Regions from separate parts of the Homo sapiens genome. Here region 1 is linked to region 2. The links are chromatin contacts, found by Hi-C or POLR2A ChIA-PET in ENCODE. All regions are on one chromosome and are shown on one strand. The core of a region is the stretch at or near the end of the contact, and the rest is flanking DNA. Distances in the headings are between cores, read along the strand shown. Region 1 holds the start of BAIAP2L2 (BAR/IMD domain containing adaptor protein 2 like 2). Region 2 holds the start of TMEM184B-AS1 (TMEM184B antisense RNA 1).

Region 1 (5,303 bases), core at 343-2,842, 120 kb after region 2:
GCTGGATGAGGTCAGTGACACAGTGCTGGTCAACGCCCTCTGGGAGACCGAGGTCTACATCTATGAGCACCGCGAGGAGTTCCAGAAGCTCATCCAGCTGCTGCTCTCACCCTGAGGGTCCCCAGCCTCTCACCGGCCCCAGCTGACCTCGTCCATTCAGCCCCTGCCAGGCCAAGCCCAGCCACTGCCCTCCCGGGCAGATCTGGGCCCAGGCACCTCTGAGTCCATAGACCAGGCCTGGGAGAATGCCAAGCTGCCTGCCCGAGGCTGGTCCTGAAGGCCTGTCTCCCACTAACCCCGCCTTCCAGCACTTTCTGTCATTCCAGGCTGGGAAAGTCTAGAGCCCCCTTTGGCCCCTTTCCCTGACTGTCAAGGACAACTGACTCCCCCATCAGCTCAAACATTAAGGGTACCCGGGCACAACCGTACCCCTGCCCCCAGCCCCAGCCTCCCTGAGGGCCTGCCGGGCTGCCTCTGCCCCAGCCCCCAGCAAGGGCACTCCCAGGCTTCCTGGTGGGTGCAGCCCACTCCCTCTGCCCTCTGCTCCGTTCCCTGGGGGCTGGGACTAAAGAAATGGGTGTCCCCCACCCCATCAGCTGGGAAAGCCCAGGCCGCAGGAGTGGGATGCCCGTTGGACTTTGCCCCTCACACTGGCCCAGCCCCTCACACTGCCCCACCCCGAGAACCCTCAGCTCTCAAAGGTCACTCCTGGGAGTTTCTTCTTCCCAATGGAAGTGGCTTAAGAGCCAAAACTGAAATAAATCATTTGGATTCAAGTTCACCTGTGTTGTGTGTGCAGTGGTGTGAGATCCACCTGTTCCCCTGACCCCCGGCTCCCCTCGGCCTTGACCCTTGGCCTTGACCGGACTTTTCCTTTGTACCCGGACACTCTGTTTTCCAGGATCCCTGGGCAGGGACACCTCCTCTTTCCTCTAGGCCTCCCCTAAACCGGCCCTTAGGGTATGCAGAGGCAGCTGCCAGGCCCACATACCCCCGGCAGGCCCAAGGAGGGCCACAATCTTCAACTTCATCTTGGAGGACCAGGGAGAGCCCCATTTGTCACCCAGAGAGGCCGGGGACTCCGCGTGGACAGGCAGCGCGTGTGCAGGGCCGAGGTCTGCCCAGGGCTGGGCAACTCCAGCGTTTGTGCTGCTCCTGCTCCGGCAAGTGGAGGAGCTGGGCGGGCCAGAGCGGCTGTGGGAGCCAAGCTCAGAGGGCGTGGCCCCACTGTGAGCCGCAGGCCTGAGGACAGTGAGAAGTAAAGCGGCGTTCCCCTCCAGGGGCTGCTGCTGCTGGGTCTGGCAGAGAGAGTCCTGGGGGAGGGCATCGGGCAGCGCCCGCCCAGTAAGGTGGGCAATGCCTGGTATAGGCAGGTGGGAGGGCGGGGCCCCCCAGGGTTGGGGTCCTTGAGGAGGGGGTGACCCAGGAGGGGGCTCATCCACATGGGCACTTGTATCAGCCCACAGCTCCAAGGGGTGAATAATTGAAGGGCAGGTCACACGAGCCTGCCCGGCACAGGATGCCTTCCCTGCCGGATCTGGTTACGCCCCAGATCACATTCTGACATCCCGAGTTGGTGAATAATTAAGCTGCCACTCCTCTGAGGCAGGCCTCCATCTCCAGGTCCCTCTCCGAGGCTTCCTCGCTGCCAGCTGAGTCGTGGGCACCTGAGGGACTACCTACCACTGCTCCCGGCTGTGCCATCGCCACCAGCTCCCAGCCTCCTGCTCAGACCCGGGACAGCCCCTCCATGGCCCCCGAGATGGACCAGTTCTACAGGTCCACCATGGCCATCTACAAGGTGAGCACATGGGTGGCCAAGCCAGGCCTGAGCCCCTCCTCCCAGGGCACAGAAATCAGGCCCGCTCTGGAGGACGGAGGGCCAGCCGGGGCTACAGATGTCCTGGAAAGGGAAGCCTGGAGCCAGGCTGGGCCAGGGGTGGGTACGGGGGTAAGGATCCCCGAGAGCACTCAGCCATACAGCGGGAACCCCCAACTCCCAGATGCTGGACAAGGCAGGAGGGAGCCCAAGGCCCAGGGTGGGGAGAGTTGAGTCTGGATGAGAAGGGCCTGGCTGCCCGGCCTGGGAATAAAGAAAGACCCTCCCTCTCTCTCTCTGTCTCTCCCTCTCTCTCTCTCTCTCTCTCTCTCTCTCCCTCTCTCTCTCCCTCTCTCTGTCTCTCTCTCTCTCTGTCTCTCTCTCTCTCTGTCTCTCTCTCTCTCTCTGTCTCTCCCTGTCTCTGTCTCTCTCATTTCTGAGCCCCTCAGACTTCCTACTTCACCCCCGGGGGGTTGTTGCAGCCGCCACAGACATTTATTGAGCGCCTCCTGTGTGCAGGACCCTTTCACCTGGAGGCCTCACACCACCCACCTGTGAGGTGGAAAATGACCACCCTGCTTGATAGATGAGAAAACTGAGACCAAAGAGGTTAAACAGCTCATTCAAGGTCACGGAGGGAGGAAGAGGTGCTGCTGGGATTTGAACCGAGACCCAAGTCCAAGTCCAGGCCCAAGTCCAGGCCCGTCTTCACCATCCGGGGAGCTCTCTGCCCGGCCCCAGCCCGAGGAGGCCCACACTAATCCAGCCACAGCCTTGCCCATGGGGGGCTGTTCTCGGAGGAGGGCGAGAGCTGCCCTTGCCCCGGGGGTGACTGTTGGCAGCCCCAGGCGTGTAGCCCGGCAAGGCCTGGACACAGGGCAGGGCTGAGCCGTGCCCAGTGGGGACCACAGCAGGCGGGCCAGCTTCTGCCCAGCGGGAGGAGGAGAACCTTCCAGGTGCACCATCTCGGGAGGCACCTCGGTCCCGCCAGAGCAGACGTAAGCGGGAGCTGGCTGTGAGGGGACCACAGCTTAGAACAGGACCCCAAAAGATGGGCTCTGAGGTCCCTGCAGCCAAGAGCCAGGATTCTGGGTGAGCCTAGGTTTGTAGATGGGCCCCCCAAAGTCTGGGGCTTCTCACTGGGCTGGGGGTGCCCTGTCCCTGACGCCTGGTGACTTGACTCCATCCGTGGTTCCTTCTCGCTCCCCCATCTCTACACCTTTTTCCTCCCCTGACCCTGGGGTCCAGAGCATCATGGAGCAGTTTAACCCCGCCCTGGAGAACCTGGTGTACCTGGGCAACAACTACCTGCGTGCCTTCCACGGTGAGTGCCTGCCCGGGCCACCGAGCCCCAGCCCTGGGCCTCTGCTGTTCCCACCCACCCAGGCCCCTCCCAGATTCTCTGCATCCCACACCTGTTCATCCTCAACCCTACACCCTCCTACCCACCACCCTCACCCTCACACCTCTGCAGCCAGAGAGGCCTTATGCACCCCCACTCTCCTGTGCCCACGCACCCCAGTCCACACCCAGCACCCCTCATTGCCCCCTCCTTCAGGTGCCTCCAGACACTCCCATGATGCAGTACCAGGCCCTGCAGGCCCACACAGCCCCAGGGCAGCCCCTGACAGTGCATACATTTCTAGGCGTCACCTGGATGCCACCAGCTGAACCCACCCCTATACTCAGTCCCACCTCTGCACCCAGGCTCACACAGCAGCTGGCTTCCTCACTTCAACTGGCCACCACCCACACACCCTGCAGCTGGCCTTGACATTCACTCGGTCCCCGTGCAAACCCTTGTACCCGTCCGCTGTGGCCGCTCATACCTGCCAATAGCACCCCACTACCCACCAGTGCTGATCAACCCTGAACCTCAGGGCCTCCCATCCCCCTGCTTCTTAGATGCTTTCCACGCCACCTCCCTGCCCCCAGCCCTCACCTTATGCCCCTGCACCTGAGTTTCACAGCTCAACTGGTCACACCCTCCTCAGGGGCACACACAGATGCCCACACCCCACCCAGGACAGACACAGTCCCCTCCAGATGAAAAGAGCCTCCAGAAGGGTGGGGCAGAGGCAGGGCTGGACCAGACCTGTCCCTTCTGGTCCACAGCTCTGTCCGAGGCGGCCGAGGTCTACTTCAGTGCCATCCAGAAGATTGGGGAGCGTGCCCTGCAGAGCCCCACCTCACAGATTCTGGGTGAGGCTCCCCCTCCACAGCAGACCCCATTCTTGGGCCCTCCTTTTGCACCCTTGCCCTTCCAGGATGTCCCGAGTCCCTGACACAGGCCTTTCAGCCCAGGGCCCAGAGCCAGACTCTTGTTCTGGGGCCCAGGCTCCCCGCCACCACTCCCTGCCGGGCTGCTCCCAGGCTGGGACACACATGGCCTGGCTCCCAGAGAACCATATGGGAAGTTCCCGGACTTTGGTCCCAAAATCCAGTCTCGGGCAGGCCCTCTGTTGGCTTTCAGCGGAAGAGGGTGGTGGGTGGGCGGGGCAGGCTGCCACACACCAAAGCCACAGCTGCATCCATGCCTCCAGGGGAGATCTTGGTGCAGATGTCTGACACCCAGCGGCACTTGAACTCTGACCTGGAGGTGGTGGTGAGTATCAGGCCCCAGGGCCTGGAGGGGTCACTCGAGGAAAGTGGGCTATGTTCCAAGGAGAGGGCCCAGCCTACCAGATGCCCTTCCCAGGGAGGATGACCGTGGCTGCCCTTCCCAGCACCCGGCTCTGTGGGGCACGGTTCCCTGCAATAGTCGTTCAAGCCTCTAGCAGCCCTAGGAGGCTGGTGGCATTTCTGCCTCCATTTTATAGAGGAAGAAACTGAGTCTCAAAGAGCTAGTCATTGCCTGAGATGCCAGAGTGAATGGAGGCCCAAGGAAGAGAAAGGTCCTTTCACTGCAGCCCTCCTCACTGCAGCCTCCCAGGGAGCAGCCACATGGACCTGACCATGTCACTCCCAGGAGCAGAACCGTTCCACGGCCCCACTGCCCGTAGAACTGAACACAGGCTTCTCAGTGAGGGGTCCCTGGCTCTGTCGATCCAGCAGCTTCTCCTGACACCCCCAACACAGCCCAGCCCCCCGGAAGAGTGGGCCCTCTGCTGGTGTCCCCGCTGCGGGGCTGCTGTCCTGCTGTCCTCTCAGCCTAGAGCCACCGGTCCCTCCCCCTGCCGTCCAGTTGGGAAGCAGCTGTCCCCTCCTTCCCAAAGCCTCCTCTGACTCCCTGGGGCAAGTCCAGTCACCCCTCCCCCTGGACTCCAACAGATGATTCTGTCCGTTCTTAGCTCGTGGTGGGTTCAAAGCCCAGCTTCACCAGTGACTAGTTTTGTGACCTTGGACTCTATGCCTCCACTTACCTATCTGAGGAATGGAGAGAATCATAATAACTGCCTCCCAGGGTTCTTGAGAGGATGACGTGAATTAATAAGCATAAACCGTTTGCCCTGGCCCCTACTTACTGCCCCTGGATACCTTAGCT
Region 2 (5,059 bases), core at 2,526-5,025:
GACATGTTTGTAGCTGCCAGGCCCTCCGGTAGTCATTGGAGGTAGGACTGCATTCTACCTGCAAGGAGTTTACAGTCTGGAAAAAGCAGTAGGTAACACACCGTGGACTCTTGACTGTGCCCTCAGCTCATCTAAGGCTCTGCACGTTCACAGCCCCTGACCCCACCAAGGGAGGAGTTATCCCGCTTACAGATGAGGAGATTCGGGCATGGAGCGCTTAAGACACTTGCCTGAGGCCACACAGCTCCTAAGAGGTGGGACCACAGTTCACAACCAAGGCAGGCTGTCTCCAGGGCCCATGGCTCTTTACCTTACTTAATGTTGCTTTTGTGCCGGAGGGATCAGGCAGAGCCCAGAGAGGGGTGATGTGTGAAGTAAGCAGGGTGCAGGACAGAAGAGGCGGCATCTCAGTGGGGTCTGCCTCTGCGGTGAGCAGAGGGACCAGAATGTACCATTGCATGCAGGCGTGAGTGATCACAGCACGTCCCAGGAGCTTCAGTCATGGTTTTATCTGTATTCCACTTACCATGGCTGTGCAAATAACTACTGCCAAAACACACTAGTGTAAAACAACCATCCAGTTTCTTCATGGATATTATAGGTCAAGAATTTGGACTGGGTGCAGGGGAGATAGTTTGTCCCTGCTCCATGACCTCTGGGCCTTGGCAGGAGAGCGTGAAGGCTGGGGCAAATCACCTGAAGGCTCACTCCCTTGTGTGCCTGGCAGTTGATGCTGGCTGTCAGCTGAAGGCCTCGGTTCCCTCACATGAGCCTCTCTGTGCGGTGTCTCCAAAGGCTAGCTCGTGCTTCCCCGCTGCATGGTGACTGAGTGCAAGGACAGGCATTCAAGGGAAAAAGAGCCAGAGGAAAGAGGCCTCTTCCAACCCCTACATCAGATGTCACAAAACATCACTTTGGCTGTGGTTACTCAGGGCCACCAGATACAAAGGGAGGGAACAAGACCCCACCTCTCAGAGGAGGGGTGTCAGCATCACGAGGTGTGGCAGTCTAGAAAATGCAACCGTCGGCCGGGCGCGGTGGCTCACGCCTGTCATCTCAGCACTTTGGGAGGCCGAGGTGGGCGGATCACCTGAGGTCAGGAGTTCAAGACCACCCTGGCCAACATGGTAAAACCCTGTCTGTACTACAAATACAAAATTAGCTGGGTGTGGTGGTGTGCGCCTGTAATCCCAGTTACTCCAGAGGCTGAGACAGGAGAACCACTTGAACCCTAGAGGTGGAGGTTGCAGTGAGCCAAGATCGTGCCACTGCACTCCAGCCTAGGGGATAGAGCGAGACTCTGTCTCAAAAAAAGCAAAAACAAAAAACAAAAACAACAAAAAAAAATACAACCATCATGATATAGCTGGACCCGGCTTAGAATGGACACGGTCATTGTGCTTGGCCTTGTGAGGTTTTGAACAGAGGTTACTGGCAGGCTGACATCAGGTTTGGCTTAATGCCCACCCCTTTCCCTTTGCCCCATAGTTCTTGCTGGTGAAGAGTCATCTGGAGATTGGTGGAGACTTGTCTGTCCTGAGACATCCTGAGCTGCCTCCAGCACAGGCAGGCAGTACACACAGCCCTCAGCCCTGTCTAGGGGCTCCTGGCCCTGCAGGCAGCAGATAGACGGTAATGGTCGTGACAGCCAACACCCAGCGCAGTGAGCCCCGGACACACTTCTGAACACTTTCATGCTCACGCCTCACAGCCACCTGCCAAGTTGGTGCTCCTGTGATCCCCTTTGATAGATGAGGAAACTGAACCCAAAGAGGCTCACACACATCGCATACCTCTGCTGTATGTGTGTGAAGGGTGAAGGGACAGTCACAACAAGGCGTGGTCAGTGCTGGGGGACATATACATGGGGATGCCACCTGGAGATGGGAGCCCTTAATGGATTAGGGCAACCGTGAGTAGCATAAAATGCCGCAAATGTGTTCCTTTCCAAATCGCTGAAGGCCAGCTTTGCCTAAAAAACATCACCAGGGCTTTCCACGCTCCAGTTCAGTCAGTGAAACTGTTGTGGTGTGCCCCGTGTGTGCCATGAGTGGCACCTGTGTCCTGAGGAAGGCGAGAGGGGGAGACCAGTCATTGTGACACAGGGTGGGAAGTGTCTGCAAATCAGGTTCCGTGGGTAGGAGGGCACTCACCTCCACGATGGTCACCGGGGACTTGTCACACTGGGTGCCATCCCAGCTGGGGTTGATGGATCCTGAGAGTACAGCGGGAAGGGTGCTAGAACCTCTGGGATCTGGGAGTGCAGAAGCACCGAAGGATAAGAGAACCTGCTCTGGGGAGAAGTGCAGCATTAGTGCTGCTCGGGAGTGGCGGGAGCTTGGGCAGGGACCAGGTCACCCATTGAAAGATCAAGTGCCAAGCTGGGCGGCACCAGGGAGCCTAAAAGGACTCTGTACTGCAGGGGCTGGCGGGGTCAGATGAGAAGAAGCCCTCTGGCTGGAGGGCCACCGTGGCTCCCTCGACCTGTTCTGACCCTGTTCTGCCCCTCCCCTTGGCCTTGTGCCTTTACTGGATGCCCATCCTCATTCCCATGTCCTCACCCTGGCTCTTCCTCTTGCGTTCTTTCATTTTGGGTACCGTCTGCTGCACCCCTTCCCCCGCCTTCTCCACACTCTCCTCCATCCTGGCATGTCCATTTGCCTCTAGCACCCTGCAGGCAGCAGCCTTCATTTTGCTGACCCAGAAGGAACCACCTGACCAGGAGACCCGTTACAGCGTGTTGCTGTATTTATAGCATCAACATTTACAGCAGACTTGCTGTGCCATCACTCCCGGTGGCAAATTTTGGGTCTTTGTGGAGATGTTGAGCCGAGTCCCAATTTAGAATGAGCAGCCCAAGCTTCCCAAGGTTTTTACTGTGTTCTGTGTGCTGCCGTGTGCTTTGTTGTAGCTCATAGTGCTGTGCGTATTCCGGATACCGCTACAGGTTGTTGACTGGATGAAGGTTCTTCCCTCTCACTCCTGCTTGGAATTTCTCCCAAGATTTTCACAGAGACTGTTTTGTTGTTATCTTATAAAATTGTGACCTGTAACACACAAGTATGTAAGACAAATATTTATTTATAAATACATTAGAGATGAGGTCTCGCTATGTTGCCCAGGCTGGAGTGCAGTGGCTGTTCAGAGGTGCGATCCCACTCTGGAGTTTGACTTGCTCTGTTTCCAACCTGGGCTGGTTCACCCCTCCTTCGGCAACCTGGTGATCCCCCACTCCCAGGAGGTCACCGTACTGCTGCCAGACTTGGTGCAGACACCAGATCAGTGTAGCACACTACAGCCCAGAACTCCCAGACTCAAGACGTCCTCCTGCCGCAGCAGTAGCTGGGACCACAGGCGCATGCCACTGCGCCCGGAAAAACTAATAAAGGCAATACTGTTTCGCCCCAGGGTCGACACTGCCAGCCCTCCCAAACCTCCTGAGTACCCACCCTTACCTCAGCCTCCTCTGGCCTCCCCACATAACCCTGAACTCACGACAGTCCCTTCATAGTATTACGCCAGTGCAGGGGTGCATCCCGGGATAAGATAATTTAGGTGTGCCGGGTTTTGAACTTAGGAGTGGGAGGTCAGATGTCTGTGTTCTTGACGGGCTCCTTTTGCACAACCTTATGTCCCCCAGCCTCCTCCCTGTTGCCACACACAGCTGTGGCTCTTTCACCTCCATTGCTGTTTAGAATCCCAGCATCTGCGGACCCATTCTGCTGATTTGACTGGTTTCTCCTGGACACTCTCTTCGCAGCCTTGGTCATCTATAATTTCCTGAGCCTGTGCTATGAGTACCTAGGAGGAGAAAGTTCCATCATGTCGGAGATCAGAGGAAAACCCATTGAGTGAGTATGGAGTCTTCCCAGAGCCCTAAACCACCCCGTTTCCTGGGCCTGGTGTACCTCGAGCCGTCCTGGCACCAGCTGGACACAGACCATGTCTGCCCGTGACCTTGACCTGCTGTGCCTCACCACATTTCCTGAGCAACGCCATTCTTCTGGGCGTTTTAGGAGGGCCTCTGCGGCTCAGTCTTTCTCTCTCTGTCTCTTCCTGTCTCAGTCTTAGTGCTTTCCTGTCTGTTTCTGCCTCCTGCAGTTTTTACATTCAGAGCTCTCCAAGTTGGTTTGTCACCCCAGGGCCAGTGCAGCCCTGTGTCCCTCCGCCTATGGCATGTGCGGATGCCCTGCCATGCCTCTCCCTGTGCTTGGCCTCGGGTTCAAAGTCTGCCCAGAATGTGTGCCCCAGCTCGTCTGGATGGGTGGGAGGGCGGCCTTCCCCACCCCACTGTTCCCAAGTCCTGGCTCTTCACTCACTGCCACTGCCTGCTATGCTTGTCTCTTCCAGGTCCAGCTGTATGTATGGCACCTGCTGCCTCTGGGGAAAGACTTATTCCATCGGATTTCTGAGGTTCTGCAAACAGGTGTGTGCCCCCAGCAGCTGCCTAGCTCAGGAGGAGCAGGGCGGGGTCTGGGAGGCCCTGCCGTGGGCTGCCCTGGGCCCCACCTTAGAGGTCCCCTTTCCTATGAGGCACCCCAGGCCCCCAGCACCCACCCCCCGAAGCTGTTAGGCAGATACCACATTAGCAGGGTGTGCTTGGAGGGGCAGCGACCGACATCCTGGGAGTGTCTGTTGCACTGTGGGCAAGAGCTGATCCCAGACTCTTGCTCGTGTGACCAAGTCTCAGTGTGTGTGAAAATCAGAAGAAGTGCGTGGGGATTCTAGAACCTCCATTTGAAAACTTCTCATCAGCTGCAGCTAGGGGGCAGGAGGGTTTTGGCATTAAAGACACACGCCAGAACAGGCCTCTGCCGTCTCTTCGTCTCTCCCTGCATTTCCTGGTTGGCAATCCAGCCGCTCTAGCTTCCTGGGCTGACTTCCCTGTGGTCTAGAGTAGCCTTGGCAGTCCAGCCGCTCTAGCTTCCTGGGCTGGCCTCCCTGTGGTCTAGAGTAGCCTTGGCAATCCAGCCGCTCTAGCTTCCTGGGCTGACCTCCCTGTGGTCTAGAGTAGCCTTGGCAATCCAGCCGCTCTAGCTTCCTGGGCTGGCCTCCCTGT

What was found. Hi-C counts contacts between places; a loop is a spot of excess contacts on that map. ChIA-PET counts read pairs that join two places held with the same protein, here RNA polymerase II (POLR2A). Pooled maps may share reads with other maps.
Region 1: a map of CD8-positive, alpha-beta T cell shows a loop between it and region 2 (8-fold over the local background). The contact joins the promoter of BAIAP2L2 here to the promoter of TMEM184B-AS1 in region 2. A Hi-C loop is called at or near these places in 44 of 168 maps with a recorded cell type or tissue (CD14-positive monocyte, CD4-positive, alpha-beta T cell, CD4-positive, alpha-beta memory T cell and 27 more), 26 of 37 single-sample maps with no recorded cell type and 37 of 50 pooled maps. POLR2A ChIA-PET finds 5 or more read pairs at or near these places in 6 of 52 experiments (CD4-positive, alpha-beta T cell, GM12878, HepG2 and 3 more).

Annotation. Positions count from the first base shown.
Region 1 is chr22:38,106,973-38,112,275 of GRCh38, reverse strand. BAIAP2L2 (BAR/IMD domain containing adaptor protein 2 like 2) reads left to right here and starts at 1,592. Exons shown (of 14, transcript NM_025045.6): 1 at 1,592-1,801; 2 at 3,068-3,143; 3 at 3,935-4,021; 4 at 4,363-4,424. The coding sequence starts at 1,751. PLA2G6 (phospholipase A2 group VI) reads left to right here. Exons shown (of 17, transcript NM_003560.4): 17 at 1-781. The coding sequence ends at 115.
Region 2 is chr22:38,230,036-38,235,094 of GRCh38, reverse strand. TMEM184B-AS1 (TMEM184B antisense RNA 1) reads right to left here and starts at 3,775. Exons shown (of 2, transcript NR_186700.1): 1 at 3,680-3,775; 2 at 2,847-3,047. It overlaps TMEM184B (transmembrane protein 184B), which reads left to right. Exons shown (of 9, transcript NM_012264.5): 4 at 3,761-3,851; 5 at 4,351-4,426. It also overlaps the pseudogene RN7SL704P.